2 separate regions of the Homo sapiens genome follow, and region 1 is linked to region 2. The links are chromatin loops, found by intact Hi-C in ENCODE. Cell type or tissue: IMR-90. All regions are shown on one strand. Each heading gives the region's core, and the rest is flanking DNA. Links, peaks and the distances in the headings are about the cores only.

Evidence for each region. Hi-C counts contacts between places; a loop is a spot of excess contacts. Peaks named below come from ENCODE experiments on the same cell type or tissue, not always from the same donor. Only the 100,000 strongest peaks of a DNase experiment are listed, where the experiment ranks them.
Region 1: it touches region 2 in a loop (2.5-fold over the local background); 2 of 110 quality-filtered maps call a loop at or near these places.

What each region holds. Positions count from the first base shown.
Region 1 is chr2:215,650,308-215,666,974 of GRCh38, reverse strand. The region is part of intron 5 of LINC00607 (long intergenic non-protein coding RNA 607); the gene reads left to right. LOC102724861 (a long non-coding RNA gene) reads right to left here. Exons shown (of 8, transcript NR_187737.1): 3 at 1,530-1,595. Among named protein-coding and RNA genes, the nearest start is that of LINC01614, 59 kb to the left of the region's middle. In IMR-90, for the core only: a CTCF peak has its summit at 8,983; DNase peaks (open chromatin) are centred at 6,084 and 8,874; H3K27ac peaks cover 3,013 bases.
Region 2 is chr2:215,518,930-215,535,596 of GRCh38, reverse strand. No RefSeq gene overlaps it. Among named protein-coding and RNA genes, the nearest start is that of FN1, 91 kb to the right of the region's middle. RefSeq lists an enhancer at 6,274-7,473. In IMR-90, for the core only: no CTCF peak of the experiment used is centred there; DNase peaks (open chromatin) are centred at 4,076, 6,106, 6,866, 7,656 and 1 weaker place; H3K27ac peaks cover 3,446 bases.

The DNA.
Region 1 (16,667 bases), core at 4,508-12,507, 130 kb before region 2:
ATGCAAATATATCATCTATGAGGAATAATTTATTAAACCATTGTTACCCTAGAAAACAATAGTGTATCAGATTGCATTACTTAGCTAACGGAATTCTAGGAGAATGGGATGAAGGAAAGGTCAACTTTGAAGAATGTTTGGTGTTCAGTTTATAGTGGGTTGACTTGATGGACTGTTATTTTGGAAAGGTGATAAGGGTGATCCTTGGGAAGGGAAGTAAGAAGGAAAACAGAATATACTAAAGATACTTATTTACTCAAAATTTTGCTGAGAGCTTTCTCTTATTTTAGGTGAATGCACAAATGGAAGTCTTAAATCATTCAGCATATGAAAAATCTGAAAATAGAGAACTAAAAGTACAAATTTCATTTTGCTAAACTGGTTGTGCATTTATTCTAAATTAAAAATAGACAGGGCCATCCTTGACTCTTGACCCAGTGCATTGTGTGTAGACAATCTGCAGAGACATGAGGGTCTACTTTCCTATTCAAAACTAAGGAGGATTTTGGAGACAATCCTTCTTGTGAATAGAGCAAATAATTTAGCTCCTAAGCATCCATCTAAAGCAACAGTAGCTTTCAGTGGTTGTTTTAATAGATTTACACTAATGAGATAAAGCCAATGTGATGATGTCTGTGATTGTTTGTTGGTCTAATCTAAAAGGTTACATGCTTTTGGCATTTCAGTATTTGTCCACAGTCTACAAAATTCTTTACAGTGAATCTTCAAAGAAAAGGACAGGGGAGAGGTGAAAAAAAAAGATCAATTTTCGCATGTTATCATCAGGTTTGGTGGCAAAGAATGTTAAAAAATCTCAGCAAAAGTGTAATTTGGGATAAACAGCAGATTCAATTTAATCATATTTTCTCTTTCCCCAATAGGAAAGATAATGAAGGGTTGGCTGTTGACATTAGTCAATAGACAACACTTATTATTCCTGTGCAGTGAAGTGTTTCATGAGGAAGTGCTGAATAGGTAGACAAAGAAAATGAAATGTCCTTTGATGAAAAGACTAACACAATACAATCAACGGTAGAAATCTTCCCACCAAAATCAATAAAAAAGAACTGTGTAATATTTTATTTATTTATTTTTTTGAGACAGAGTCTCGCTTTTTCACCCAGGCGGGACTGCAGTGGCCCTATCTCGGCTCACTGCAGGCTCCGCCTCCTGGGTTCATGCCATTCTCCTGCCTCAGCCTCCCGAGTAGCTGGGACTACAGGCACCCGCCACCGCGCCCAGCTAATTTTTCGTATTTTTTAGTAGGGGTTTCACTGAATATTTTTTTAAAAAAATAATTTGTCTAGATCATCTGGTTAAGTCTGAAGTTATGAAAACACTGTACCTAGAAAGTGACTTTTTTTTGGTTATAAATGGTAGCTATACAGTGGTTGAGAGAGTATGGACCATGGGAATTTTGTAGCAGGCAAGAAAGGTTAGAACACTATCAGTCCTATGAACTGTAGAACTTGTGGCAAGCATGCAATCTTTCAAAAAATTCATTGAAAAAATTTCACTGAAATCCATACAAAACTCGTAAGATGTGTCAACTTGAAAAGTTTCATCGTCATCTTGGTTTTAGATGTCTGGCTTAACTGTAAATTGAAAGAGAATCTTGTTAATTGTACTCTATCTCACCAGAGAGACAAAAGTAAAATATGTCATAATGTAATTGAGGCCTCCTTTCTTTCATCCAGGAACTTTGGACTTTCATTTTTTTTAATGTTGAAACTGAAATGACTTTTATTAGTTAATTTTGTGTGCCTTATAGTAACACCATCCAACCCTCACTTAGAAACTGAGACACTTCCAACTTAAAAGCAACATTTAGGCAAATGGTGAAGCAACATTTTTGGGGACTCAAGTATTTAAAGGTACTTCCTTACAATTCTTCAGTGTCTCCTCACAGTAAACATGCAGCTAATTTCCTGTTCTCTCCCAAGTGTAAAACATTAGTCAGTCACTTAGCTGTTCCCTTTGGGCCAGAGGACCCGTCTCATTTAGATGAGTCATTTTGTGAGGCTCTGAAGCAAGTTGGTGGTGAAAGAAACTATTCTAAAAGGGATTTTGTCAGCATGGTTTGCACAGCTAATTGATGATGGCAAATCTTAGAACCTTAAGGAGGCAGATACTTGAGTAAAGTGAGCAAAATGGGGCTTTCAAATCTACTGTTTTCAAAATATTTTTCCAACACACTTCCTATAATACTTTAAAAAAAAAGACATCATTAAGATTCTGTATAGACATAAAACACTTTCTGATTTTTCACTTGACTCTCTGATATATAATCTAAAACATCTAGAATATCATGGTACATTTAATGTAAGTAAGTCCTGCTGGACCTATGGCTAAAGAGCTAGGCCCATCCATCTATGAATATTTTATGGCAAATTTTACTATAGAATTAAGATACTTAAAAGAAAAGCAATAATACAAATGTGTGGGCAGAAGATCCTCCTAACTCAGTGTAAAATAGTGATAACATGGAATTCAGGGTGAGAAAAGAGAGGGTTTGCTTCCAAGAATTATCGCTCTGTCTCTCTCTCTCTCTCTCACACACACACACACACATACACACACAGTGGATTAAATAGGACCAGAGTAGGAGAATTTACTTTTTCCAAAGTGTGAGAATCCTTCAATTTCCTCAAGTTCTTTCCCTCTATAATAATCTCTTTCAGACTGTTTTCCTTCTGTAATAGTCCCCCTTAGTAGCCTCTCTACAGTACTGATGCAGACAAACTGATGGCTAAGTAAGGTTTGTCTTTGGTATTCCCATTCCTGTCCTCTTTAGCACCATATTTTCCAGTTTGGCACCATCTTTTCCAGGCTTTCTTGCTATCTCCACTGATAAGACTTCTTGTTTATTTGGTGCCTTCTTTCAACCCTGACATCTTCATCTCAAGCAGTGTTTTACTCTTCCAACTTCCACCAAAGATGATGTGTTCTGTGTGTTGTCTCAAAGTCTTGATGGGTGGCTGAGTCAAAGATATACACTTAATGAATTGTTGGTGCTAAGATTTTAAAAGACAGTTAGGTCATAGTGTGTTTCCATGCCTCTAATTGAAAAGGCCAGTTTGAGCCAATATTTTTTAATCCAAAGGATTGGCTCTAACTGGATTTGACAGGCTCGTGGTAGACAGATCTGTAGGTGAATGGGTCTTTGTTTCCTTAAAACATGTCTTCTAGGTGACTACCTACCCCACTTGTCTCAGGCAGGCCCCCCTCCTCTCACCGAGTCCTGTACCTCACATGGGACCCTGCTAGAAGGTTTGGAATACATCTTCGGTGCTGGGGGTAGACTCCCCTCTGGTTCTCTATGATAGGAACTCTGTTCTGGGGCTTCTCAAGAAGCGTGACTCAGTGCTAAGTCTAATTTTTTTTTTTTTTTTTTTAGCCAGAGTTTTGCTGTGTTGCCCAGGCTGGTATACAGTGGTGCGATCTTGGCTCACTGCAACTTCTGCCTCCCAGGTTCAAGCGATTCTCCTGCCCCAGTCTCCCAAGTAGCTGGGATTACAGGCACACGCCACGATGCCTGGCTAATTTTTGTATTTTTAGTGGAGACAGGGTTTCGCCACGTTGGCCAGGCTGGTCTCGAACTCCTGACCTCAGGTGATCCACTCACCTCGGCCTCCCAAAGTGCTGGGATTACAGGCGTGAGCCACCATGCCTGGCTGATTCAGTGCTAACTCTAATTAGAGGCCATTGCTGACCCTGTAAAATTGGTAGACACTTAAGGCAGTTGCTATTTCTTCCCCTTGTCTCAACTGTTTTACTCTTCCTTTTGTGTTGTTTCACAGTGAAAGCATCATCAGAAGCAGTTAAAGTGACAAATATTGGGTTAACCAGACAGTTTCACGATACATCTCTCCTTTTCCCTTTTTATAGTGGACACCTTTGAGAGTGTGAAGTTGCCATCCACAGAATAGATGATCTTTGAAAACCTTGGAGAGAAACATCTTTCAACTGCTTTTGAGGGGAATAAACATGACACAGAAAAAGAAAATCTGGGAATGCCTTTTTCTAATGCATTTGACTGTCTGGCTGTCTGACTTCCAAAACAGTTGGAGCTATAAAATGTTAAATTTGGCTTAAGGAAGTCGTCAGTGAGAAATACTACCCCAAGTTTTGAAGAGGAAAAAAAAAAGTTAAAACATGTATTAAAAGTTAATAGTGGCAAAATTTACAAGTCTGGGCATGTAGAGATTCAACACTTTCAATCTGCTAATTTGCCAAGGCATAATTTACCCACACAGTTCATAAACACATTTAGATGCTCAGAAAGAAACACGTGATCTTCTTGAGATTTATAGAAAATGGACATATCAATTCCTTCCTTCAGGGAGTCTGCAATCCAGGAGGCGGAAAAAAATGATGCATAATTTGTAAGTGGACATTGGTGAAAGAGAGTGGACAAATACTGAAGGGCTTAGTTAGGAAGGATGCCTTACATGTCAGGAGTTCTTGTATTTAGAGGTGGGCATCCGAATTATTACTTTAACTCTGGGAAGGATTTGGCACCTATACTGAAGGAGCCGACAGCTGTTTCCATGACTTGAGTTGTTTAGAAAGCTTTAGGTTCTTAGAGCCTATGGATTAATGTAGAAGAATATGGGTTGAAAGGGATGCAGTGAATGTACAGGTCAAGGACACAGCAGCTGGTAACTTACACCCAGCTGGAGACAAAAGGTCTGACTTTGTTCACGGGAGAGTTTAGAGACATTTAAAGAGAATGAGAAACTTCTTCCCCTATTACTAAAACAATGTATATTTATTGTAGAAAGCTTGGGGACTCTAAAAAAGCAGAAATTATAATAAAAATTGCTTCTAATCTCCCCACTCAACACAGCCACTGTTAATATGTTCCTGTAGATCTCATATCTTTTTTCCGCCTATAATTACCTAATTTGTCTTTAATAAGAACGGCATAATTCCTATTACATGTATTTTTTGAACCTGCTTCTTTCATTTCATGATATATCTTCAACATCTGGAAAGAGATTTCTGGAAAAGTGGTATTTAAGATTGGCTGAAGTAGAGAAGGGACTGGAGAGAGGGACGTCAGTAACAAAGAAACAGAAAATCAAAGACTTATTAAAGGGTCCTCAGTCCATGGGGAATATAACTGTCATGGGTGAACCTTATTCATTTAAAAGGCTTTAATAGATCAAAGTTCTGGAGGCTGGCAAAAGAATTCAGAATCAAAGACCTGGTTTGGGTCCCAGGTCCTTCCCTTACAAGCTAAGTCCCCTCAACAAATTCCTAAACATCTCTGGGCCTTAGATTCAAGAAAATTAACTGGGCATTTTATCACGGGTCAAAATCCTCGATGCTTTCATACACACATTCTGATTATCCTAGCAATAACCTTGCTAGGGAGGGATTGTTGACTGCATTCTGTAGGTGGATAACTAGAAGCTCCTAAAGGTTAATTTTCCCAACAAATGGCAGAGCTGACACCCAAACCTGGTTCCAGGTCTCTTCCCATAACATCCTGGCACTTATCTCATCCCTCATACAGAAAACAGGGCTAAGATTACATATCCTCCCTACCTCACAGTGTGTTGTGAGATGCAGGACCTATTGTATATAAAACTTTTTGTAAAGTATTAAGCACAGAAGACAAATTTTAGCTATCTCAAACAAATCTCATTTCAAACCATCCACTTGAATGCATATTTTGATCTTGAATCGACCCTTCAGACATAGTGCCTTGTGTATTCCCAGAAAGGTGCATTTAGGTCACCTGAATATGAGCTTCATCTGGCACAATAGTTTCTCCTATTTCATTTCTCCTGTTTTTCCCAAGGGCTCTACATTGCTACTCAGTAAAAGCTGGTGTCAGTCTGCATACTGATGGCAGACCTAAAATCTCAGCAAGTTACAACACAGAGCCTGCTGCCATGTGGACAGAATAAACCACATTCCACACCATGTCCAGACACTTTGAAGACACGTAAAATGATTTTTAAAAGATCATTTTAGATAAATAAAACTTGAGCTAGCAAGAGAGGCCCTTTCCAGATGTCCACCCACGAAACCCCAGGTGCAAGTGAATCAGCAGACGGTGTCCTCTCATCCGAGACAGTGCAGGATCCATGTGTCCACAGGCAGCCAGGCAGTGGCTGAGCTCGCAACCATGCTTCCTTCAGATGTGGCCATGCTGGGGCTGATTCAGGGAGAAACACTGCCTCTTATTGAGTCACGAGCCCATCCTGGAACTTCACTGGGCTTTGCTTGGATGACTTGCCCGGCGTCCATGGTCCAGACCTTCCCCAGCAGGCAGCAGAGTCCAATGAGGCAGAACAGGTAGTCTGCCAGGGGTGGTGGTGGGTGGTAGTGGGAAGGTATGTTACTATTCAAAAGGTTCAGTCAATTCAGAAAGGTTTTGGAGAAAAATTTAAAATTCATCAGACTCACCCAAAAGCAGATACAAATCTGAAGAAGATTTATTAAAGGCCCTTTATCTCTGTTTGAACCTGGTCCCTTTCCTTGGGCAGGATAGTGACTTAGAAAGTGAGAGCCAGGCTCATTCATGCTGGGTGATTATTTTATTCTCATGAAATTTTTCTTGAAAATTTGATGTATACTTGCTGACTCCCAATCTATTGAACCTGCCCACTAATTAAGGTCAATCAGTCTTTCTTTTGGTGAATACTTAGTGAGTTTTTCAATGTCAGATAATGTGGTAATCACTGGGCACACAGTGAATAAGAGACATAGACCCTGCCTTCATGTGGAGGAGAAGTATTGTTCAAGTTTTCAATTGCTATGTCACAAATTACCTCAATCTTAGTGGCTTAAACCAATCCACATTTATGATCTCACGGTTCTGTAGAACAGAATTCTGGACATAGCCTAACTGGGTCCTCGGGCCAGGGCCTGGGGAGGATGAGAACAGGCAGTGACCAGGACTGCTGTCTCATTGGAGGCATTGAGTTTTCCTCCAAACTAGGGAGTTTGAAGAACTTCCTTGACAAGAACTTTGCTTGCTGGCAGAAATTCTCCTTACAGCTATAAAACTCATGCCAGCTTGCTTTTCAAGGCTAGCAGGAGAGTGTCTCTGACTTCAGGGAACATCTAGGCCCCGCTTTAAAGGCTCACCTGATTAGGTCAGGCCCACCAAGGATAATATCCCTTTGGTTAACTCAGGGAAACTGATTAGGAGCCTTAATTACATCTGCAAAATGCCTTCATCTTTACCACATAATGGTGTGTAATCATGGAGTGACATTCCATCCGATTTCAGGTCATACCCATCAAAGGGAGGGGATTGATTATACAGCGCTTGTATAGCAGGGGATGGGAATCTTACGAGCCATCTTAGAATTCTATCACAGATATTTAAAAAGTTATTACAAAAAATTACTAAACAATTAGAACTGTGCAAAACTTTATGAAGGAGAATTATAGGATTCCACAGGCACTATCTGAGAGGTTGAGGGAGACTTTCTGAGACCAATGAGCTTGCACCAGCAAGCTGCTAGGATGAAAATGGGTATGGGTAGAGGAGAGAAGCAGAACTAGTGAGATAACATAAAGGGAGTTAACTGATGTAGCCCTAAAATGAATCAAAATGAAATCATGCCCTGGCCTGCCCTATTGTACCCAAATATTTAATTTCTGAAAGTAAAGTTGTACATTTTCCATGTGAAAGGAAGCAAGCAACAGATCTAAAGGTCTCCCCTTTCGACTTCCTTTGCTGGAGACCTTAGGGGTATCTGTCTGTTTATAGCAGAGTCTGATCTTCTCCCATAACAGGGAGATGAGGAGCAATAAAAGGCTAATTATGTTAGCTCCTCATTGGATGAGAGCCACCCAATTCTAAAAGGAGGTAGAATTGGGTGGCTCTCACCTATATTTTGCAAGCTGGCAAAAATATCCATAAGTGTGAGGTGTTGGGTGGTTCCATTACTTACAATGACAAATTAGAAAATTCAAGCATCATTTTCCATTTATCTTTGAACACTAACACAGCCCTTTGGTCAGAGTAAATGGAGAAAAGAAATTTTTTTTTTTTTTTTTGAGAAAAGAAATTTTTTTAAAAAAGCATTCAAGCTGGAAATCGGAATGTTCTTGTCAGCACTTTGAGAAAACTAACAGATGGGGAGCTTCATGCCCACCGCTTAATAAATATGTGCTGATTTTGGCAAAGACTTGTGACATCCCACAGGGTCTCTAATCTACCCCTTTCCCTCTCACCCCAGCAGCCAAATTCAACTCAGTTGCCAAAATGAGAAACAAAACACGTGAGTGTCTAAAATGTATGCCAAATTTAAAAATGGAGAGAGTTTTCATTTGATCAAATTATAGGTCTCTTTCTCACCAAATTCCCTTTCTGTACTTTACCATAAGTTTTAATTAAATGTCTTCTATTGGAAATACTCCGGAATGATGAGTTGAAATACAAATGTTTGAAATCTGAAGTACCAAAAGTACAGCCACTAACCAGATTTACCAGCAACTTCAATGGAATAGAAACATACTGAAGAGTTCGATAAATTCCCCTTCCTCTTGAATAAACATTACATTTTAAAGGCTGTAGATACACATGTCACTATCTATTATATTATAGATACACATGTCACTATCTGGAAGAATACATTAAATAGATGAATTACTTTTACCAAGTGACTCCCATATAAAGAAAGACTTCTACATTAGGAGAAAGATAAAATGAACCTGGAATAATAAAATAATTTTTTCTTTCTCCTTGTGTTTCATAATATTTCTTTTCTCTTTTGCTGATTAGCCCAGAACGTTACTTCCCACTGTCTGCTTCTTCAACTCATGAGATGGAAACTATCAGGATCTCAGGAATAGCTGAGGACGGCCTGCCTTCTTCTGGTTGTGTTTTCAATGACTAATTCATAAACACAAGGTTGTGAGTCACCCCCAAATTCCCTAAGACCCTGATGACCATGTTAGGTAGGCAAGAGGAAAGACTCAGTTCAAATGCAGAATGTGGTTCTGCCGTTTAGCAGCTATTCTGACATTATTTAAAACACAGTTTATAACAGGCGCTCTTTCCTCCTGTTGACATTTCAGGCACGCTGTTGTTCTTTGTTCTGTCAAGGATCCTATTGTTTTCCTAACTCACTTGACTATAACAGTTTCATAACAGTTTCTTGGGTTTGTTCTCAGAATTTTCTCCCAGAGTTTCTGATTTAAGAATTAGGTCCATGAATCTGTATTTTTAACAGACTCACCTGAGAGATTCTAATCATGAGGCAAATATGAGAAACATTCTAAAAGGGTATGTTCAATTGAACAAATTTCCATCATTTTACTCCCCAACAATAGGGAAACTGTAAAGAGTAAAAGATTTCAAACAGGGAAATTTATGGCCCAACAGGTAAACTTAAAATAGGGAGTTACCACCTGCTTGCTTTGTCTGATGGGCATGCCTGAATCACAAACCTTTGAACCAACTCATCTTCCAGTATAATTCACTTCCAAACTATCAAGTAACCTTCTCAAAAAATCTCTGTTCATTCATTCATCCATTCATTCATTTGACATTTATTGAACATCTGCTATGTGCCAGGCACTGTTCTTGGCACAAAGAATAGAGTGGTGAACACATATCCAGGCCCTACCCTTAGGGGGCTGAATTTTAGTCTTTTTTCAAATCATAGTCCTCATGTATTACCAATCAAAATATCATATGTTCTTTTGGATAATACCCTGCAAAGCATAATGTGAAATCACAAAGGTACAAAAGTCACCTCTCTCAGACACTGGTCGAATGCTTACCATGCATCAGATTCCATTGTAGGTATCCAGATACATCGATGAGCACACCAGGCAAAGATCTCTGCCCTCATGGATCTGACAGTCTAGATGGGTGAGACACTAGGCAATAAATCTGACAAACTACATAATGCATTATAAGGTACTGGTACTGCGAAAGAAACACATTCAAGCAAGAAAACATCAATTGAGCATGCGGGGAGGGTAGTCATGGCAAGGCTCATTGTTAAAGTGAGATTTAAACAGAAACTCAAGGAAGGCGAAAGATTTTGCCAAGTGGGGTCTGAGAGAACAGCATGTGAGGCAGAGCAAACTGCTGGAAGAAAGACCCTAAGCAGAGAGAATGCTTGGAGTATTTGAGGAGCAGAAAGAGAGGGGACATAAGAGGTAACAAGGGCAGCGCTAGGGTGAGGTCAGTTAGGGCCCTGTAGCTGTTTTGAGTGAAATAGGGTGGGGAGGCATTTCAAGGTTTCAAGCAAAGGGTAACATGATGTGACATGTTGTAAGAGGGTCACTACGGCCACTGTGTTGAGTGGTCTGTAAAGGGACAGGTATGAAGAATTCCAGATAAACACTTTGGATGGCATTTAGCAGTATCTAGATCTGGTAAAGCTAAAGATGTTCACACCCTAGAATCCAGCAATTTGAGGCACTAGGAGAGACACCCTTTCAATGTATGCAAGAATATATGTAGGGATGTTCACTGTGGCACTCTTAGCAGTAACAAAAATAAAAATCCAAATAGCCTGAATGTCCATCAACAGGAGAATGATTCAAGAAATTATGGCTCACTTATACCAGTAATTAAAAGGGATGAACTAGAGTTACATTATCAAGGTGAATACATTCACCAAATATAAAAACAGAGCAACAAAAATCAAGTTGCAGAAGGATAAATACAATATGACGTCAAGTTTAGAATACCCCAGTAGGCTGTGTGGTGTTTTATAGCCAGTGGCTCACACCTGTAATCTGAGCTTTGGGAGGCCTAGGTGGGAGGATCACTTGAAGCCATGAGTTCAAGACCAGACTGGGCAACAGGGCAAGACCCTGTCTCTACAAAAAATAAAAATGATTAGTCTGGTGTGGTGTTGTGAGGTTTTAGTCTCAGCTACCAGAGAGGGTGAGTGAGGCAGGAGGATCCATTGAGCCCAGGATTTCAAGTCTGCAATGAGCTATGACTGCACCACTGCACTTCAGCCTGGGTGACAGACAGAGAGATCTTGTCTCTAAAAAAATAACATAAAATACCATGATACTACTATCTGTGTTATGGCTATGTATATATTTAGTTTAAAAACTTAAAATGTCAAATGAAGAATACCCATTTCGTTATAATTACACCTGGTGAAGGAGAGAGGAAAAGAGTTTGGGGAAGAATATAAAAAGAATTCCAATGCAGTGTGTTAATTTTCTCTCTCTCTCTCTTTCTTTCTCTCTCTCTCTCACATGCCATTAAAAATACCCAAATGAAACTCTGCAAAATATGAAAACATTGAAGTTTCCATGTTTTTATGGAAATAAAATCAGTAAAATAACATACAAAAATATTTCTTTAAAATAAATAACAGAAAAGAGAAGTAATTCTATATTGCAATATATCTGACAATTTTTAAGTTGATTTCTGTCTCCATCTCTGAAATAGCACACATGATATTTACATATTTCATGAAGTTTTGTTTTGCTGGCATTTACAATCAAAAGTGTAAACATCTTACGTTGGGGCTCAGGACATAATACCCCAAAGCACGGTGCCTTGACATGTTGAATACTGAACGGAAGAAGATTGAACTGAAGGAGATTGGAAAGGCCTTAGCCACAAGGCCTTTCTGTCCCTCACCCACCCTCCTGTTTCTTGCCCAAATTCTCCTCAAAGCAAGTCACAGAAGCTGGAATTCCTTTCCCCTAAGGCACATCATAGAAACTAGAAATCTTCCCCAAAGCAAGTCATAAAACCTAGCAAGGTCACTCTCTTCCTTCTCCCTTCCCCCTTAAAGACCCTCATTCCAGAGGGGTCCTGTCAGACCCAGGAGGAAGAAATGCTACACAGAGAGGCCAAGAAGAAGCTGAACGGGCAGGCCCTGCTGGGTTAGACCATATCCTCTGTCCAATCACATTTCTACAGGACTGTCCATCAAACCTAAGCATAAACATGAATAGTTTTCTCTGTATCTTTAGATCTTCTTCCCAAAGCTCCCATATTACATAAAAATTTTTAATTAAATAAATTTGTTATGATTTTCTCTTGTTAACCTGTTTTATGTTATAGGATATTGACCACTACCCTTATGAAGGGTGAAGAAGGTGGTACACCTTTCCACTCCTACATTAGTAGATATTCTTTTTAAAATCTTTCTGCCTACTACTTTCTGACTACTTTTTTTTTTTAACATTTAACAACCTTTATATTGTTGATAGTGCATACTACTCATCTGAGTTAAAATCAATCCTTGCTGATGTTATTGTTTGACTGCAGCAGCAACTTTCTTCAACCAGGATCCCTAAGTTCATGAACTTGTGTTCACTTGTGGGGATTGGCACTTAGTGGCACCAGTTCTGCAAGCTCAGGTGGCTTTCTTCCTCTGCTGTTTGCAAAAGCTGGCTGGATGGTTTAGGAGCCTTGACTATTATTTGGATAGTTGTAATGTTATTCACAGAAGAGCAACCTGAGCAAATGGTATTTTATCAAGTGACAAGTATGTTTGCTATAATATACTGAAGACAATTTTCCTTCCTCTCCGTCTCTCTTTTTATCCCGCTTTTGTGTAAGAGACTTCTTTTAAAACAAGTGTTTTCCGATTGGAGCATGTTATGGCCAAGAGCCCAGAAGAGGTGGACTTAGTGCACTGAAGTTCTGTTTTCAATTATCTAGTATCCACGAAACCACAGGGTTAGGTTTTAGACGGGCCAATTTAAACGTTTGCCTTTCCAATGTAAATGTATAAAATATAAGCTATTCAGCAGTACTGGGGTCTTTCTCGGTGACATGGGTCCTGTCTCTCTAGCAGAGTGCCCACTGCACAGGCTTATCACACAAACAGGCTTATAGGGTCTTCATTAATCAGTCTGCAAACTGACTACACACCAGGATGTGCAACTCATTTTTTTCTAAGCTATCATCCACCACACATATTCAATTTAATATATTTCATTATGCTAATTTTTTAAAGAAGATGATTTTTTTTCTTAGTTCAGCACATTTTCCTAAGACAAGGAAAACCTCTTACTGTTACCAATAGTTTATTAGATTGTTATGTAAGAATTATATAACATTTTAATGTAGGAAAGTGACTTGAGATCATATGACACAGAGAAAAGGAGGGGTAGAGACAATGGAAAGCAGAGAGAGTGAGAGAAAGGAGAAGCAGAAAGAATAAACAAGGAAAAACTCTATGGCTTGCAGAGCACTGATAAAAGCAATAGTGTGTGGATCTTATGTTGGGCCCCACCCATGTTGGAAGCTCATGAAGTTAGCTTTGACAGCATTAGAACATGCTTCTGCAAAAGTTGACCTAGCTTTTTTATTTGCAAAAATGTCCGGTGTCGGCGTGTAGTTTTATATTCTCTCTCCTCCTTCTCCCTGCTTCTCTCTCCCTGCCCACATTTCTGAAGTCTATTTCAGGTCAGCCTACTGGTAAGCTGCATGAACGTCACAACATTCTTTCACAGGTTTCTCTTGCATTAGAAAGAACAAGTAGTTTGAGTCACAGGTCATTTAAATCACCAGTATGTCTTAGAGCATCCATTTCCTCAAGTGTAATGGAGATGATAATAATACTTATCCTATTGACCTCAGAGTGTTGCTTAGAGAAGCCAATGGTTATAGTGAAATTGTCTGTAAATGCTACTGTGATATTCACATTCTCAGTTATATTACTATATTACCACTATTAATAATGAAACAATGACTGAAACCTCATTTATTTCAGTTAGCATTGCAATATGTGGTCCTGCGTTGCTCTGTCCAATATGGTAGCCACTAGCCAGTGTGGCTATTGACATTAAAACGATCTTAAATTAATATTAAATGATATAAAAGACAATACCACAGTCACACTAGCTACATTTTAAGTGGTAATAACTACATGTGTCTAGTGGCTACTTTATCAGACAACATAAATATTAGAACATTTCCATCAATGCAGAAAGTTCTACTAAACAGCACTGGTCTGAAGTTTTAAGGGATGGACTTTCAATCTGCTAAAATACAGTACTATATACAAATAACTTTCCTAACTAGTAGTCTGTACCTGTGCATTAAAGGGGATTCAAATTCTTTTTACTAAGTTTGAAACTCAGCTGTGGTCCATGTAAGAGCAATCAAGAGCTCATGTAATTATTTTTTTAAAAAGTCAGTTTTCTGTTAGCTCAATGCAACAAATTCTGAAGTAATAAAATGTTCTATACACCGTAAAATGTTATTCTCTAGCTTTGTTCAGTGGAAACTCATTTAAATCTAATTTACTGTGACTTGGAATTTAAGACTTAGGATGAGATTAATGAGCTGCTTTTGGTTACATCATCTTCGTGAATTGTCCAGTGGAGTCTACACTGAAGTCACTCAGGACAGGTCAGCTTTATTCCCTTGTTGGCATAATGGAATGCTTGCTCTTTCCAAGTAACTTACCATATAACATAACAGATCACATGAGGCATGCAGCTGGCGTTTCTCACCCACTGCCTTGGCCAGCTAGCATGACTGTTCAGATGGAGTGTTTTATGTAGCACAGGATGCCTGAAGGAGAATTTAAGAAGAACCAATGGGAATCAGACTCAGGTCATAAGGCTGATACACAGAAATAGTCTCCTTTGCCTCATACTTATGTGCTGTTTAATACTTCCTTATTACCTGTTTAGATTATAAGTATATGAGGCGTCAGACATTTGTGAACATCGTTTCGGGTTACAAATTAGTGTCTTTGGTAACACACACATTCAAAATCCATAAATACCAATGCAAGATTTCCGACCTTTATGTTTTGACTGTATAACAGAAAACTGACTTCTACCAGAAGGGAGACTCAGATAATGTCCCTATCCATTTGTAGACCTCACGCTAGAGGTCCCGTTCCATTGAGTCTATGATCTGAGAGATCAGTGAGGGCTGAGCAGAATACTGGGTTCAGAAGGTGGAATACAAAAGGGACTTGATGTTGACTTGAAACGGGAGGTCCTGTTCTTAAAGGGACCAGGGAACTGAAGAATTCAATCAGGGGGCTTCAGGAGACGTTTGAACTAAAGAGGATATGGTGGAGAAACACAAGTAATAGGGTATTATTACAGAAGACTCTGCCTTATGAGCGAGGAAGAGGAAATGATGTGAGGAGATCAATGCAGCCTATGATGATGGTCTTGGCTATTTATTACCTTTTGCTAAAGAAGAAAGAAGCATGAGAAAGGTATAGACAAAGCAGAGGAATCTGGCGGGATTCCATGAGAACCTGAGATGATCGTTCACTGGTGGAAAGAGAAGCCAGCACCAGAGAAAGAAATTTGAGGTTGGCAAATCTGGAGGCCAAAGAAGATAACTAGAAAGAAGTAATCTCGGAAAACTGACTAATACCAATGACAGTTCGCACTCTGAATACTGATGAGGAAAGTCCAGAGGTTAAAATCAGGGATAATTTCAGGTCTCTCATTCTTTCTTTCCCTTCACTTACTTTTCCTTTCCCTCCTTCCTTTCCCTCCTTCCTTCCTCCTTCCCTCCCTCCCTCCCTTCCTTCCTCCCTTCCTCCCTTCCTTTCCTGCCTTCCTTCCTCCTTCCTTTCTTCCTTCCCTCTTTCCTTTCTTTCTTTATATATTTAGATCTACTGGATATTATATATCATGGAGACATAATGATGTGAAAGTCATGAGAAGGAATAATAAAAACAGTCCACCGTTGAGCTGGTAGAACAGCAGTTTTACACCGCTAGCCGGTTAGACCTCAAAGATTGTTGACTAAGTCAACAAGGGAAGGAAAGAAAATGTCATGAGAAACACGGATTCATATTTTTTGCAGTTCTATTCATCAGCAAAGGACTAAAAATACTGTGTTAGCCAGGATGGTCTCGATCTCCTGACTTCGTGATCTGCCCACCTCGGCCTCCCAAAGTGCTGGGATTACAGGCGTGAGCCACCGCGCCCGGTGGGCGCCTGTAGTCCCAGCTACTCAGGAAGCTGAGGCAGGAGAATGGCGTGAATCCCGCGGGGCGGAGCCTGCAGTGAGCCGAGATCGCGCCACTGCACTCCAGCCTGGGCGACAGCGAGACTCCGGCTCAAAAAAAAAAAAAAAAAAAAGGGACTAAAAATACATTCTAAATTCTGCATAAATAGTTAACAATTGATTTTGTTCCCAGGTTGACCAGATTTAAAGAAAGAAGAAAAATCAACTTTAAAAAAACAAAACAAAACACCAGACCTCCTAAGGAATCACTTAAGCATTTTTGTTTTGAAGGAAAGATTCAATAGAGATGAATTTCTCCTAGTTAATAAGACACCTTGACCCAGAAAGAAAATTTTAATGAAGGCGAAAGCAAAACCACTCTGTCATAAAGAATACTACTAAACATTTAACGAAGTGTTATCTTGACAAATGTTATAAAGAGTTGAGTATTCACTTAAAAAAAGCTGGGTATATTCAATTACATGTATACATTTCTTAAATAATTTTAGTTTTAAAGAAGCTGTGATGGTGATGTGAGATATCAAAAAATTATTAAGATTGTAGGATATATCTTGCTTGAAAGTAGAGTTTCTGAGATGCTCCTTTTAATAACAGAGCATGAAGTATTTTAAACACTGAGAAAAGTTCCAAGAATAATATAATGAACACCAAAGTAACCACAACCCAGATTATCCTTTTAAAAATAAAATGCGGCACAGTATGGAGATTTCTTAAAGAACTAAAAGTAGATCTACCATTGGATCCAGCA
Region 2 (16,667 bases), core at 3,765-11,764:
ATTTTAAATCTTCGTGAAATACATATAACATTTACTATCTTAACCATTTTTAAGTGTACAGTTCTGTAGCATTAAGTACATTCATATTGTTGTGCAATCATCATCACCATCCATCTCCAGGATTCTTTTCATCTTGTAAAACTGCAATAACTCTTCATTCCTCTCTCCATGTAGTCCCTGGCAACCACATTCTACTTCCTATCTCTGTAATCTTTGTCTCCTCTAGGTACCTCATATAAGTGGAAACACACAGTATTTTTCTTTTTGATGACTGGCTTATTTTACACACATTTTGCATATCCTTTCGTCTAGTCTATGGACACTTCGGTTGCTTCCATCTTTTAGCTATTTTGGATAATGTTTGTTCTCACACTGCTATAAAGAACTACCTGAGACTGAGTAATTTATAAAGAAAAGAGGTTTACTTGACTCATAGTTCTGCAGGCTGCACAGGAAGCATAGTTGGAGAAGCCTCAGGAAACTTACAATCATGGTGGAAGAGTGAAGGGGAAGCAAGCACCTTCTTCACATGCAGGGCAGGAGGAAGAGACAGAGCAAAGGGGAAGCGCTGCACACTTTAAAACAACCAGATCTCATGAGAACTCACTCACTATCACAAGAACAGCAAGGGGGAAATCTACCCTCATGAGCCAATCACCTCCCATCAGATTCCTCCCCCAACACCTGGGATTACAATTCAACATGAGATTTGAGAGGAAATACAGAGCCAAACCATATCATTCAGCCCTTGGCCTCTCCCAAATCTCATGTCCTCCTCACATTTCAAAACCAGTCATGCCTTTCCAATAGTCCCCCAAAGTCTTAACTTATTCCAAAAAGTCCAAGTCCAAAATCTCATCTGAAACAAGGTAAGTCCCTTCTGCCTATGAGTCTGTAAAACTAAAAACAAGTTAGTTATTTCCAAGATACAATGGGGGTAAAAACAGTGGGTAAATGCTCCCATTCCACAAGGGAGAAATTGGCCAAAACAAAGAGGCTACAGGCACCATGCCAGTCCGAAACCCAGCAGGGAAGTTATTAATCCTTAAAGATCCAAAATCATCTCCTTTGACTCTATGTCTCACATCCAAGCCACACTGATGCAAGCAAGGAGTGGACTTCCAGGGCCTTGGGCAGCTCTGCCCCTGTGGCTCTGCAGGGTACAGCCCCCAAGGCTGCTTTCACAGGCTGATGTTGAGTGCCTGCAGCTTTTCCAGGTGCACAGTGCAAACTGTTGGTGGATCTACCATTCTGGGGTCTGAAGGATGGTAGCCCTCTTCTCATAGCTACACTAGACAGTGCCTCAGTTAGAACTCTGTGTGGGGGCTTCAAACCCACATTTCCCCTCTGCATTGCGCTAGTAGAGGTTCTCCATGAGCGCTCTGCCCCTGCATCAGACTTCTGCCTGAACATCCAAGTGTTTCTATACATCCTCTTAAGTGTAGGCAGAGGCTCGCAAACCTCAACTCTTGCCTTCTGTGCACCTGCGAGCTCAACACCACATGGAAGCCACCAAGGCTTGGGGCTTGCATGCACTGAAGGAATGGCCCAAGTTGTACCTTCACCCCTTTTAGCCATGGCTGGAGCTGGAGTGGCTGGGATGCAGGGTGCCATGTCCTGAGGCTGCATAAAGTAGCAGGGCCCTGGCCCTGGCTCACAAAACCATTTTTCCCTCCTAGGCCTCCAGGCTTGTGATGGGAGGGGCTGCGGTGAAGGTCTCTGAAGTGCCCTGGAGGGTTTTTTCCCCATTGTCTTGGCTATTAACATTCAGCTCCTCTTTACTTATGCAAATTTCTGCAACCAGCTTGAATTTCTCCCCAGAAAATATTTTTTTCTTTTCTGCCACATAGTCAGGCTACAGATTTTTAAAACATTTATGCTCTGCTTCTCTTTAAAATATTCTCTTTGCTTATGCAAATGAGCATAGGCTTTTAGAAGCAGCCAGGTCATTTCTTGAATGATTTTCTGCTTAGAAATTTCTTCCACCAGGTACCCTAAATCATCTCCCTCAAGTTCAAAGTTCCAAAGATCCTGAGCAGGGGTACAATGCTTCCAGTCTCTTTCCTAATGCATAGCAAGAGTGACCTTGGCTCCAGTTCCCAAGAAGTTTCTCATCTCCATCTGAGACCACCTCAGCCTGGACTTCATTGTCCATATTACTATCAGCATTTTAGTCAAAACCATTCAAGTCTCTAGGAAGTTCCAAACCTTCCCTCATCTTCCTGTCGTCTTCTTAACCTCCCAAACTTTTCCAACCTCTGCCCATTACCCAGTCCCAATGTCACTTTCACATTCTCAGATATCTTTATAGCAATGCCCCACTTCTCTGGTACCAATTTTCTGTATTGGTTTATTCTCATACTGCTATCAAAAACTACACGAGACTGGGTAGTATATGAAGAAAAGAGGTTTAATTGACTCACAGTTCCACAGGTTGTACAGGAAGCATAGCTGGGGAGGCTTCAGGAAACTTTCAATCATGGCAAAAGAGAGAAGGGAAAGCAAGCACCTTCTTCAAATAGTGGAGTGGGAGAAAGTGAGAGAGCAAAGGGGAAGTGCTACACACATGTAAACAACCAGATCTTGCAATAGCTCACTCACTATCAGGAGAACAGCAAGTGGGAAATCTGCTCCATATGATCTAATCATCTCCCACCAGGTCCCTCCCGCAACACTGGAGATTACAATTCAACATGAGATTTCAGTGGGGACACAGAGCCAAACCTATCACAAAATCTCTTCCAGAGATATTTCAAGATCCTGCTTTCAATTCCATTTTGAGATATTTCAATTGAATTTCAAGATATTTCAAGTCTCTGCTTTCAATTATTTGGGGTATATACCTAGAAGTAGAATTGATGAATCATATAGTAATTCCACTTTAAAATTTTTGAGGGACAACCATACTGTTTTCCATAGTGGACATGCCATTTTACATTCTCACCATCAGTGCAGAAGGGTTTCAGTTTCTCCACATCCTCACCAACACTTGTTATTTTTTGTTTTTGTTTTTACTTAACAATAGTTATCCTAAATATGAGGTGAGATGTCATTGTAGTTTTCATTTGCATTTTCCTAAAGATTAGTGAGTTTGAACATTTTTCACAGGCCTATTGGCCATTTGTATAACTTATTTGGAGAAGTGTCTTTTCAAGTCCTTTGCCACTTTTGAATCAGGGTGTTTATTGTGATTGTTGTAGAATTTTAGAATTCCCTATATATTCTGGATATTAATCCTTTATCACATATATAATAAAATTTCCCCATCTCATGCTAGTTAACAGTGACAATAAAAACATTAAATCATAAAAAAAGAGTGAGAGTGATTTCACCAGTCAAGTGACTCCTAAAAATTTCTAGTTTTACCTTAAAGTCAAATAGAATGCCAATACAAATGTCTCTTAAGGCCTGACATTAGTTAAGATATATTTGCTTATTGGAAGGTAAGGGAAAGGGCGATGTGAATGGGGAAAGGTGAGTGGCCACAGGAGGGCATATTTATGTAAAAATATTTTTTGAAAAACCTACACGCCACAGTTAAAAAATCTAGTAAGTGCTCAGGCTGATGGTTTTAATGTTCATAATAGATCCAAGAGATGCATTTGTGATATTTCCATCCTTATACCTCCTGGTAGAATTGCATGTTATCTACTTACTTAATATTTTAATATTCTAATCTAGGCTTTTTTCATGAATCATTATATTAAACCAGTGCTCTTAATAAAATTGTCAGGGCCTCTGTTTATAGAACCAAACTGGTGGGACTTACCAGAATCCACTAACCAAGAAAAGAAAACAGAAGTTCTTTTCTTTAAAATGAGGCAGTGGTATTTACAAAATGGCTTGAGAGCAGTGTTGTCAACCCCTGAAATTATTCTGGACTAGATTAAATGTTTTTGCAAGATATTCTTCAAGTAAAGAAAGAGATAAGGGTCATTTCTTTGAGTGATAGGGAAGTTCGTCTAACAACATAACTTGTCAAGGAATAATTCTCACTCTAAATATTTTTCACACAGAATGGTGACTCACAGATCTGGGATCGGGGAAAAGGAAAAAATTGTGAGAAACTAAACAGACGTCACCTTTTTCATATTTTTGAGCTTGACTGGTAAGCCTGACACATTTTCCTAGCTGGGTAGTTGATTCCATGAAAGACACCTTTGTTTTATGAATCTAAAGGGGAGAGGAATGAAATGCCTATCTTATCTCTTCGTGAAGGGAATAATAACTACTATATCTAAAAATATGAATCGCCTCAAAATATCTCTATGACTTTCACAAGAAAATGCATATTTAGAATTGTCATCTTTTTTCTTAAAGCTCAAGTTTCACACAATCATCTATGAAGGTTTGTACATATCCAAGTCATTTCTGTCTTTCCTGTTGCTAAGGCTGAAAAAGGCTATCTGGAGATTCTACTCCATTTCTCTTGAGACACAGTCCAAGATAGTAGTCCTTAGTTGATGGTGAAAACACACTGATTCCAAGTGACATATAGATAAGTGATGCTCTATTAGGCCCTAAAATTGATTTTTCCCAGTAAACTTAAGGCAGAAATGCATTTCTCACGATGCTGCACTTTCCCTACTTTTTTTCTGCAGTGCCGAGATAGGCATTCTGTCTTCACCCACTCCTGCAAGTTCACATTCGCACACTCAGTTTACCTCAACTCTATGCACCTCTAAGTCATCAATCAGATGGGCAACCAGAGAATTAACCTCTTGATTTTTAAAAACAAAGTTTGTTGAACCTAAATGTCCAACAAAAAGGATTTGTTTTAAAATCCTGGTACATTCTAACAATGCAGTGCCTTTCAGTCATTTAAAATAATGCTGAGTGGACTATTTAATGATGTGGAAATATGGAAAAAGGTCCATAAACTATTGTGAAGTGGGGGGAAAGGCAGTTATCAAATGGTGTGCATAGAAAGTAATTATATAAATATAAATACACACAAAGTTACAAATGTCTGGAATGTTTTAGCAAATTAATGGTGACTTTTCTCTTGCATAAATAGATTTTTACTTATTTCAGCTCTACATGTACTTATTTTCTCATTTAGGAATCAAGATTTCACATGGCACCTCGAGGACAGGATTATTAATAGCCTTTGTGTCAGCCTGATGGTAAAGCTTTCTCTTTGAATCCTTTGTATAGTTGCTTTTCCTTCAGAAAGACCATCCCATTTACTCATCATGTGGTGAGTAAGCATAAGCAATCAAAATACAAGTACTATAAATATTGTAATTAGAGCCTCATCCTCTCGGTTAGACCCTCCCTAGCAAACACACCTCTCCCTAGCAAACACATTGTTTATATATTACTTTGATATTCAGAAAGAATTGGAACTGTGTCTGTAACCAGAATCTCCAAGGAGAACTAAGATGTACTGAGCACCTAACGTAATACATTCCTAGTGTTTTATATGTAGGATTGGTGATCGCAGATTTTAAGTTATGTGCCCAAGGTCACTTGGCTAAGTGACGAAATGCAGATTCAAATCCAAATCTGATTAATTGCAAAATTCTATGCCTTTCCCCCAGCAGAGAGTAAAGTCTCTAAAATATTTCTTGAGTACCTACTTTATGTCAGGCACTACCTATATAGATTCATTTGTTCCTTAAGATAACCTTGATAGGTAGTTATTGTTATCCTCAATTTACAAATGGGGAAACTGGTGTTCAGAGTGTTTAAACAATTTTTCCAAGATTACACTAGTGCTGCAAGCTGTACTCAGATTCATCTACAGTCAGGTTACACATAAGGACATTTGAATCTATGGTGGACCACAAATATGATGGTGGTCTTGCATGATTATAATGAAGCTGTCTTATGTACCACTTGTTAATCTTTTATGCCATATTTTTACTGCACCTTTTCTATGTTTAGATACACAAATACTTACCATTATGTTACAATTGCCCACAGTATTCAGTACAGTAACATACTATGCACGCTTGTAGCCTAGGAGCAATACGCTATACCATGTAGCCTAGGTGTGTAGTAGGCTATACCATCTAGATTTATGTAAGCACACATTACAATGTTTGCATAGTGATAAAGTCACCTAACAACACATAACTTGGAACATAGCCCCGTTGTTAAGCAACTCCTGACTGTATTTCAAAACTGAGCTTTTCCTACTACACCACTGTATTAGTTTGCTAGAGTTGCCATAACAAAATACCACAGACAGGGTGTTTAAACAATAGAAATTATTTTCACAGTTCTGGAGGCTGGCAGCCCAAGATCAAGGTGCAGGCAGGTTTAATTTCTCCCAAGCCCCGCTGCCTTCACTTGCAGGTGGCCACACTCTCACTGCGTCCTCACCTGGCCTTTTCTCTGTGTCCATGCATCCCTGGTGTCTCTTCGTGTATCCAAATTCTCTCTTCTAATGAGGACAGCAGTTAGATTTGATTTGTGCCCACCATACAACAACTACCCTACAAAGTCATGATACAGATCTTTTACAGACTTTCTTCAGTTCAGGTTTTTACCTGTTTCAAGGACTGTAAGCTTCTCAATCTATATGTGTGCATAATTCCAACATGTTTTCCACACTACATGTAAAAGTTTAGAAATACATTGCAGAAAAGATAGGAGGACTAGAATACTTAGCAGCAGAGTGTACAACTGTGTAGAAAAGGAATTAATTACACCCATCTTTCTTATGGTTTATGGTTTATTGTTCAGGCTTCTGAAGACAATGTAGAAACACAAGGGCTGAGCCTGGCCCTGTATTTCATAAAACTCAGTCAAGCCCCAGGGTTAGGTGGGGGTGATGCCTTAGGGATGTTTATGGTCCCCAGACATACCACCTCCTCACATCCTGTGGAGGGAAATATGGCTGAATGAGTCAGCGGCTAAGCTGGGAATTGCCACAGGACTTCTGGAATGGTATGTTCAACATGGAAAAATGAGAACAATCCCCCACGATCATTTTCACCCTGAATCAGTATTGATTCTAAAGATGATTCATTCAAGATAAAGCCAAATCCTCCACCTACATAATTTTTGAGCCATTAGAAAGAAAGAAAAAAAAAAACCACTTATATATAAAAATATATATACTTTTAGGGCATTTCTCTTTTCATACTTTTGGCAAATATAGAAAGAATGCAAGAACTTTGACTCAAATGTTGTAGATAATAGAAATGGATAGATTAGATGGATAGACACATACATACACAGACACACACAAATATCACAAAACATGGTAAAAATCTAGTCAATAATCAAGGCATTCAGATAGTATAGACACACAATTAAGAAATTTTCTTTGAAATCTAAACTATCTACACTGGTGAACTTCATAAGACATTTTTTCATTCTGTTTTCCTTTTTTCAGTGTAGACTTGATCTAAGCTATCAATTACTAACAGCCTTCTAAAATCAAGAAGAATGTCAACAAAATTATGTAGCTAACAAAAAGATTAGCGTGTTTTTTGTGTGTTTTTGTCCTAATGGTCTAAATTGTTTTACTAAACTGGTTTGTTGTAGAATATTTATTAATACAATAAAAATTAATCCAAAAGGTTTGGAAAAGATTTCAGGAAACAAGCCCAACTTGAAGCAATGTGGCTAGATAACCCAAATAGTTGATGTCATTCTTCACCCTTTATTTAAGAAAAGCTTTCTTTGGTTAAGTATGTAACCTCATGCCAACACATCATTATTTTCAGTCATGCACTGATCTAGTTTCCAATGTAGACACGGCAGCTGCTTTCTTTCTGTGGAACCAGGGACATACTGGGAGGGTTTTAGCTTTGGTTCATTCACACATTTCAGAGTCCCCACATTCTCCTGTATATGTGTTTTGGGGTTTTGGGTTTTTTTGTTTTGTTTTGTTTTCCTTTTTGTTTTTGAGATGGAGTCTCTCTCTCTACAGTGGCATGATCTCAGCTCACTGCAACCTCCACCTCCGGGGTTCAAGCAATTTCTCCTGCCTCAGCCTTGCCAATTGCTGAGATTACAGGCACACACCACCATGCCTGGCTAATTTTTGTACTTTCAGTAGAGATGGGATTTCACCATGTTGGCCAGGCTGGTCTCGAACTCCTGACCTTAAGTGATCCACCCGCCTTGGCCTCCCAAAGTGCTGGGACTACAGGCGTGAGCCACCGCGCCTGGCCAGTGTATATGTGTTTTTGATTCCTGTTTCAAGGAATAAGATTGATAAAGAACCCCATGGGTAGCTTAATATTGCCAACATCCTACCAGCTAATAAGCTGGAGCCAATACCCAATCATGAGAACACTCAAACAGGGCACCCTAGCCAGCCAGAGTGTGGATTCTCTGTCCACTGCACAGTCATAATGGTGGCTACAAAAACTTGGAGAGAAGAAGCTTCCAGCCAGGTCATCAGTATCAACAAATTATGATTTGTTGATTAGCATGACTGCCTGGATTATAAACATCTAGCTGCAGTGATAAATCATATTTTTTCCCCGAATCAAGAATTCCATGACATAGTTTCTCAGGTTTCTTTGACCTTGGAAGATTTATGGGACAGGTTATATGGGGGAGAAGCAAATATGCAGCAGGTATTACCTCAAATTTGAAAAGACCTACATACCTCTTTGGGACTAGAACAAAGGTAATGCACAAAACAACAGCATATAAGAATTATGTTAAGAAGGAAAATTTTGAAGTTCGTCATTTGCATCTTCAGCTTCCTCTGTCTGCTCCTCCATCCTCATTCACCATTCTTTAGGCTCCAGGGCCTTACGTTTTTAGAACTCTTTTCCCACCATTTTTGGAGTCCAGTGCCTATTCCTTCTCACTGAGGACCTGATGAAACCCTTGTCAGGGTACGGTCAAGGCAGTGCAGCTGTTTGACTGCTATTCAGCTCATCTTCTTGCAAGGTCATTCCATGCCTGTGGTATCTTTTGATTTCTTCTGCATCCCATGCTAATCCATGGAAGAATAATCACTTTCCTGTCCAGCAGCAGACATGTTACAGACATGAATTCTCAGTCTGGAACCAGCTGTTCAGATTTCAGACATAAACATTCAACATTTCATCAACTGTGTTTCTATAAGTACCAGTCGCCCCCACCCCCCGCCCCCCATCCATTTGCTACTTCACTTATCCTTGCAAAAGCGGAAGGTATCACAATCTTCTCATCTGTAAAAATGCTTTCTTTATCTTGTCTGATGTGCTGGAAGGAGTCTTACAGGCCTGTCTAACCCATGGTGGGGAGAGAACAACTTCTAGACCGAAATATTCCCTAAAGTGGTCTCTCTCCAGCTGTTCCCTAGCAATGTTTGGGTGTGCTGTTTTTCCAGGGGGTTGCTGTTTAACTGATTCTTGTCCACAGTGTACTATGCTTGATTACTAAGCTTTAGTTTTAGTTGGCTCAAAAAGATAAACCCTACTTTAAATATTTTTAGGAAACTCAGCCAGCCCCTTTCCTTCACTCACGTCTTTTCCCTCTCATCCCATTGTACTAAGGAGCTTGAAATACAAAGCCCTTCTGAGTTCTGTACCCTGTGTCCATTTTCTGTGCCACCAACCTTAGCCTCTTTCTTTTTGCTTTGGAGACAGAGTCTTGCTCTATCCCCCAGTGGTACCATCTCGGCTCACACTGCAACTTCCACCTCCTGGGTTCAAGTGATTCTCATGCCTCAGCCTCCCGAGTAGCTGGGATTACAGGCACCCAGCACATCCAGTTAATTTTTGTATTTTTAGTAGAGACGGGGGTTTGCCATGTTGGCCAGGCTGGTCTCGATCTCCTGACTGTAGGTGATCTGCCCGACTTGGCCTCCCAAAGCGTACCCTGTTTCTTACCTTCCTAGGTCTCTTCAGTCAGCAAAAATGGCCATGACATCTTCCTCCTCAAGCAATCTACAACCACAGGGTTCAAGTTCTGAAAACTTGGAGTCATGGTTGAAATAAGAAATAGATTGGCTGGTAGGGCACACAAATAGAGCAGAGAACTAGTCATTTGTAGAAGATAAGTAAAGAGGAGGCAACAGGAATCTTATTGCAAGATCCAGAATCTGTGTGAATATGCAGGAATGTGGGTAAGTGTGATGACAACACAGGTAATTTATTAGTCTATAAAAACAGAGAAAGCTATTAACATTAATATTGACTATAATTAATGGATAAGTGGGAATAAAAAGCTTAAATTTTTTATTTGGCCTAGCCAGTACTAATTGTATCTGCTACATTAGAATTTTCAGCATGTTTAATATTAATTAAGTGAACACCCTCCTTCCTAAAACCTTCTTCACAAATCCTACTGTTCTATATTTCTTCTATCTCACCTGCTTGCTCTAATTTCCTAGCTCCTCCTCTCTCAGCCTATAAATGTTGGGATTTCTTAGGATTCTGTTCTGGTCCCTCTTCCCTCTTTGTTATAAGAGCCTAGATGATATTTTCTATTTACATGAATTTAAATATAATTTATATACTGACAATTCCTAAATTTTTAACTCCAGTCCAGACTTTGCTTTTGAGCTTCAAACTTGAATATCTAATGGCCTACTGTTATCCCCAGTTGGATAACTCATCCAAAAATGGAACTCTTTTTTTTTTTTTTTTTTTTTTGAGATGGAGTCTCACTCTGTCATCCAGTCTGGAGCACAGTCGCATGATATCAGCTCACTGCAACTTCTGCCTCCCAGGTTCAAGTAATTCTCCTGTCTCAGCCTCTGGAGTAGCTGGGATTACAGGTGCCCGCCACCACACCTGGCTAATTTTTGTATTTTTAGTAGAGACAGGTTTCACCATATTGGCCAGGCTGGTCTCAAACTCCTGACCTTAAGTGATCCACCCACCTTGGCCTCCTAGAGTGTTGGGATTATAGGCATGAGCCACCGCACCTGGCCTCAAAATGAAACTCTCGATTACCCCCATGCCCATTCCCACAGACCTGAACTTCACTCAATAGTTTCTATCTTAGGAAATGACACTGTCATTTTCTGTTCAATTACTAAAGTCAGAAACCTGGGAGTCATCTGAGTAAATACCAATGATTCTACCTACAAAATATATACCTTTGTTCATCATTTTCCACCTGGATAACTAAAATATTCACCTAATCTGCATACCTATTTATTCATTTGGAGGTCCCCTCAAATTCATTCTTTACATAGTCTCTAGGGTGATTGTCTTAGTATGTTTTGTGCTGCTATAACATAATACCTGAGACTGGGTAATTTATAAAGAACAGAAATTTATTTTCTCACAGTTCCAGAGAATGGGAAGTCCAAGATCAAGGCACCAGCATCTGGTTAGGGCCTTCTTGCTGCATCATCTTATTGGCGAAAGGTGAAGGACAAAGAGAGAGCAAAAGGGGGCCAAACTCATACTTTCACGTGGAACCCACTCAAATGATAACAAACCCACTCCTGCAATTATGTCATTAATCCATTCCTGAGGTTAGTGCCCCCATGACTCAAACATCTTCCATTATGCCCCATGTCCCAACACTGCCACACTGGGGATCAAGTTTCCAACACATAAGTTTGAAGAACACATGAAAACCATAGCATGATTATTTTTTATTTTGTTTTTTAGACAAAGTCTCACTCTGTTGCCCAGGCTGGAGTGCATTGGAGCAAACTTGGCTCACTGCAACTTTTGCCTTGCAGGTTCAAGCAATTCTCTTGTCTCAGCCTCCCAGGTAGCTGGGATTAGAAGTATGTGCCACCATGTCTGCAATTTTTGTAAAGATGGGGTTTCAGCTTGTTAGCCAAGCTGGTCTCAAACTTCTGACCTCAAGCCATCCTCTCGCCTCAGCCTCCCAAAATGTTGGGACTAGAGGCACGAGCGCAATGATTATTTTTAAACAAAGGTGATCTCATGTTAGTCTCTTGATTAAAAACCTTTTAATGACTTCCTTTGTATCAGAATAAATTCCAAACATTTTCCCATATCATACAAATCACCCATGGCCAGGGCCCTCCCACCTCCTTTGCTGCACCTCCCTCCCTCACCTAACTCCAGTCACACCAGCTCCTGTCATTCCTGGTTGCCCGGAAGGAGTCATATGGCTGGCTCCTTCTTATCATTTGAGTCTCAGTTTTAATGTCATTAGTTTTAGTTGTTTGTTTACTGTTTTTTTCACCCACTGAGATGCAGTGGTCAGGGATCTTAACTGTCCTATTACTTGCATTCTCCTTGCCTATCAGGGTGCATGGTACATGGTAAGTATTCAACAAATGCTTATTAAATGGATCAATTAATGAATAAAAGAATGAGTGTCAAAATTATTTACAATATATGGAAAAATAGATTATATGTATAGCAATAGTAAAAACCAAAAATGGTTAATGTTAATGTTAACAGGTAATTATGTCTACCTATCTTTAGCCCAAGTATAACTACCTTTAATTTTCAACATGCAAGACAAACGTTGTTAATTTTACCTAATCACAATAGAACACTCTATATACATATGACATACATACGCTTTGTATTCATGTCTTTTTTGGGGAGTGAGGAGGGCAGGATTCCACCCTGTCACCCAGGCTGGAGGGCAGTGGTGTGATCACAGCTCACTGCAGCCTCACTCTCCCCAGGCTCAGGTGATCCTCTCACTTCAGGCTCCCAAGTAGCTGAGACTAAAGGTGCATGCCATCACACCAGGCTGATTTTTGCATTTTTTGTATAAACAGGGTTTTGCCATTTTGCCCAGGCTGGTATCGAACTCCTGGACTCAAGAGATCCACCCACTTTGGCCTCCCAGAGTGCTGAGTTGATAGGCATGATCCACTGCCCAGCCTGTATTCATGTCTTATAGTCTAACTCTCACAGTTAGTCAATCATGTATACAGCTCCCAATTCTTAAAAAGAGAAAGAACACTAATTTTATTTGGGAGAGTTTTAGATGATTTCGGCAAATTTGTACATTTGCAAAAATCTTACACTCTTATTGACCCAATATCTGTAGAGATTAAATGCCTAAGCAGAAATATTTATTAGTGTGTAAATAATACAGCTGGTTAGGCTGGGGATGGTTATAAGTGATCATATCATTCAATTCTTGATACCAATTATTTCCTCATACTTCCATTTTCTCATTCTTTGTTTTGCATAAACTGTAGATTTGGGCCCAGTAGTCCTATGCCAAAAGTAACCATGCTGAATTTCATCCTCTTTTCTGTGTACTGAAGGACCTCAGCATGAAACAAAGAATGGATTGTTTATAAATCTTTATTGGCTGGCGGCTAAAATAGCAGCTGCAAGCAGTTAAGTGTTAGGAGAGTCTTTCTTCCCCATCCCTCCCTTTGGTCATTTAAAATCTCCTCTGATTAACCTACAAACAATCCAGTTGATAGAGATTTGGAACATTCTGTAAATCTTATTTTGACTAATTTGATTTTCTACAAAAATATGCAACACTTGTCTAAGTTTGCTTGAGTGGTATATTTTAGATTTTCTTTATGAATTTTTTTAACTTGATATATGTACGTAGACTGAAAGATGATGCATGATTATAAAAGGCAAGAGTTTTTACTGTTCTCTTTCTAGGAGAGTCTCTTAAAAAGCCAACCCAAAATGGCTAATGTAAAGCTTCAGAGATATGAAAAGCTTCATATTACGCACTCCAGACAAGAATAAAAATGGACTCTACTCCTCCAAAATGAATTCACTGGGGAATATTCTACCATAACCTCTACAAGCATGAATTAGCAGGCCTAGTCACTCATGGTATTAACCTTTTCCACTGGAATAGAATTTCTAACTAGCTTTTGAGTTAATATAATGTTTACTGGGTGTGCCCGTGATAAAATACTGCACAGTAAAACTGGTTGAATTGAATTGAACTGAATAAAATTACATGCCACAGTAGGTTAGATTCGGGACATCAGAAAGACTTCTTAAGAATGGTTAGGATAACCACAAGCCTTACTCTTTATCCTAGCTTGAGTCCTAAATGAAAATACTTTGTGAACAAAGATCCCTCCAAATATATATCTGAAGAAATAATTGGGACTACCAAGAAAACCACATAGAGTAATATTCAAAGGGTCCCAAATAAGACATACATACACACAATAATGAGTTATGTATATTTCCCTTTTCAATGCTTTTTTGGGATGAAGAAGGGGAATTTGACAGCCGTGCTTAATTTCTTTTCATAAACAGTAGCATGCTGGAGCTGGACATATAGGCCCTCGACATTCATTAATCCAGACCACATTTTCCCCGTGAAGAGAAAAAAACAGGAAATTAAAATGAATTATCAAGTGAGGCACATCTGCCTAGCAGAGGTGTTTGGTTTAAATCTCCTGAGCCCTGGCTCAGTGTCTTCTCAGTTACACCATGCTTTCTTTTGCCAAATTTTCTGACTGAAGGAAGATATTCAAAGAGGAACTTGGAAAGAAAACAGCAAAATGAATTGCCAGATGGGTGAATAAGAAGAGTTTCTCATATGTCTTCTAGGCTTTCCTGATGGGGGTTCTGTGAGAGTGCTGAGCCCGGATGCCCAAGGCTTCCACTGCGTGTAATGAATTAGCTCCCACTACCACACAGCTATCCTGGAACTAGCTAAGAACCACCCATGGGAGAACTGGGAGAATCGTCATTTGAATCATTTCCTGTGTTCTGTGGTTCAGGTGAAGGATGCAAGATGAGAAAGATGAAATCCTCTAATATGGAAAACAGATTAGCAGTAGGCAGGGAATGGCAACCAGAGGTAGAAGATTTTAAAAATTAAGGGAAAGGTTTGGTGCAGGGAGGCAAGGTGAGATCATGGGCTTTGTATCAACCCAGCTATGCTACTTACTGTCTACGCCACATGAGAAAGTGACTTAGCTTCTATAAATCTGAACTTCTTCATCTGTGAAATAGAAATAATGTAGCCTACTTCCTAATATCTGTGTAAAGATTAAACAGGATAACATATAAGAAGCACTTGGTCCAATTGAGATACTTCATATATATTTGAAGGTGAGGAAATTTGACTAAATGGAATGAACACATGGTCTTCAGAGTTAGATAGATTTGGGTTCATACCCTGATGCTGATGAGTCTCCTAAAAGTGTGCCTGGGACATTGTAGAAGCTCGGTAAAAGGTAGCTCCTTCCCCTTCTCCTGAGTTCATCTTTCTATCAACTTGCTTATATACAGCAATGATTCTCAAACCATAATATGCACCAGAATCACCCAGAGGGCCTGGTAAAATGGGTTGTTGGGCTTCATTCCCAGAGTTTCTGATTCAGTGGATCTGGGGTGGGGCTCAAAATTTTGCATTTCTAACAAGTTCTCAGGTGGTACTGAAGTTGTTTGTGACTACACTTTGGTGTTAATACAGATATAGAGCAATTACTTTGGTTGCCGGAGGAATACGGTCTTAAGCTCCTTGAGGCCCTTTTTGGTTTCTGATGGAAGGTCCTATTAAAATTCATAATCAGCTGGGACATCTAAATTTACTCTGACACTAAGAGTAACAATGTGCCTGATTTCCATTTTCAATTCTACATTGTTTTTAGTTTTCTGTTCCACTGCCTACTGCTTTAAACTACATAGCTCCGTGTGAAGTCAAAAAGAACAATTACATTACTAGGTCAATACTCGATGAACCAGACAATGCGTCTCAAGTGAAAATCTCAGCAACATATTTTCTAGTTCTATAATTTTTCTATATTACTCATTATTCCTTTTTACAGGTGAAAACTCAGGGTAATCAATTAAACAGTAAATCACATATTGTGACCCAAATACTGTCTAACTGAGTCACAGTTTGGGACACATAAATACAGCACATTTATATAGGGTCAAACTTATACGCAGGCAGGTAGTTGCTGTTTGTATCAGAGGTCAAACACTGGTGTTTTAATGCTAGCTGTGGGACACGTCTCCTTTGTTTTATCTAAGGTTTTTTTTTCTGATGCCTGCAGGGGACTGGGTGTTTAAGTCCTCCCAGAATTCATATGTTGAAGCCCTTACCTTCATGTGACTGTATTTGGAGATGGGGCTTCTAAGGAAGTAATTAAGATGAAATGAGGTCATTATGGTGGGGCCGTGATCTGATCAGACTAGTATCCTTATAAGAAGAGATGCCAGTGAGCTCTCTCTCCTCTCCATGAGCACACACTGAGCCAAGGCGATGTGAGTATACAGCAATAAGGCAGCTGTCTGCAAGCCAGGAGACCAGCTCTTGCCAGAAATTGACCATGCTAGCACCCTGATCTTGGACTTCCAGCTCCCAGAACTGGGAGAAAATAAATCTCTGCTGTTTAAGCCCTCCAGTCTATGGTATTTTGTTATGGCAGCCCAAGAAGACTAATATAATGCCTGGAAGCTATTGGCCCAGAGTGTTTTTGAAAACTCTGAATCGATCATTGTGCTGGATATCTTCCATCTACTCCTGCAGATCCACTCTCTGCCATCCTTCCTCCTCCATCTATCCTAATTTGGGAATTTCATGTTTTCTATTTTTAAAAACCTGATAATATATTTGTCAGTATTTTAAAAATTGAGAGAGTTTACATGAAAATAAATCTAGATTGTCAGAGTCTCATGAGAAATTGTAAGACCGGACAATGCTGGCAATAATAAATTGGTACTTCCCTTTAGACTGGGCGTTAGCTCTCAAGCTGGCCATAGCTCCAACTTGGCATGCTTCACTCAATTACTTTACCAGGCTGGCCTCTCTGGCCATCTGAGAATATTGTCCCTGTTCCTCCTGAGATGGTATGAAGAACTAAA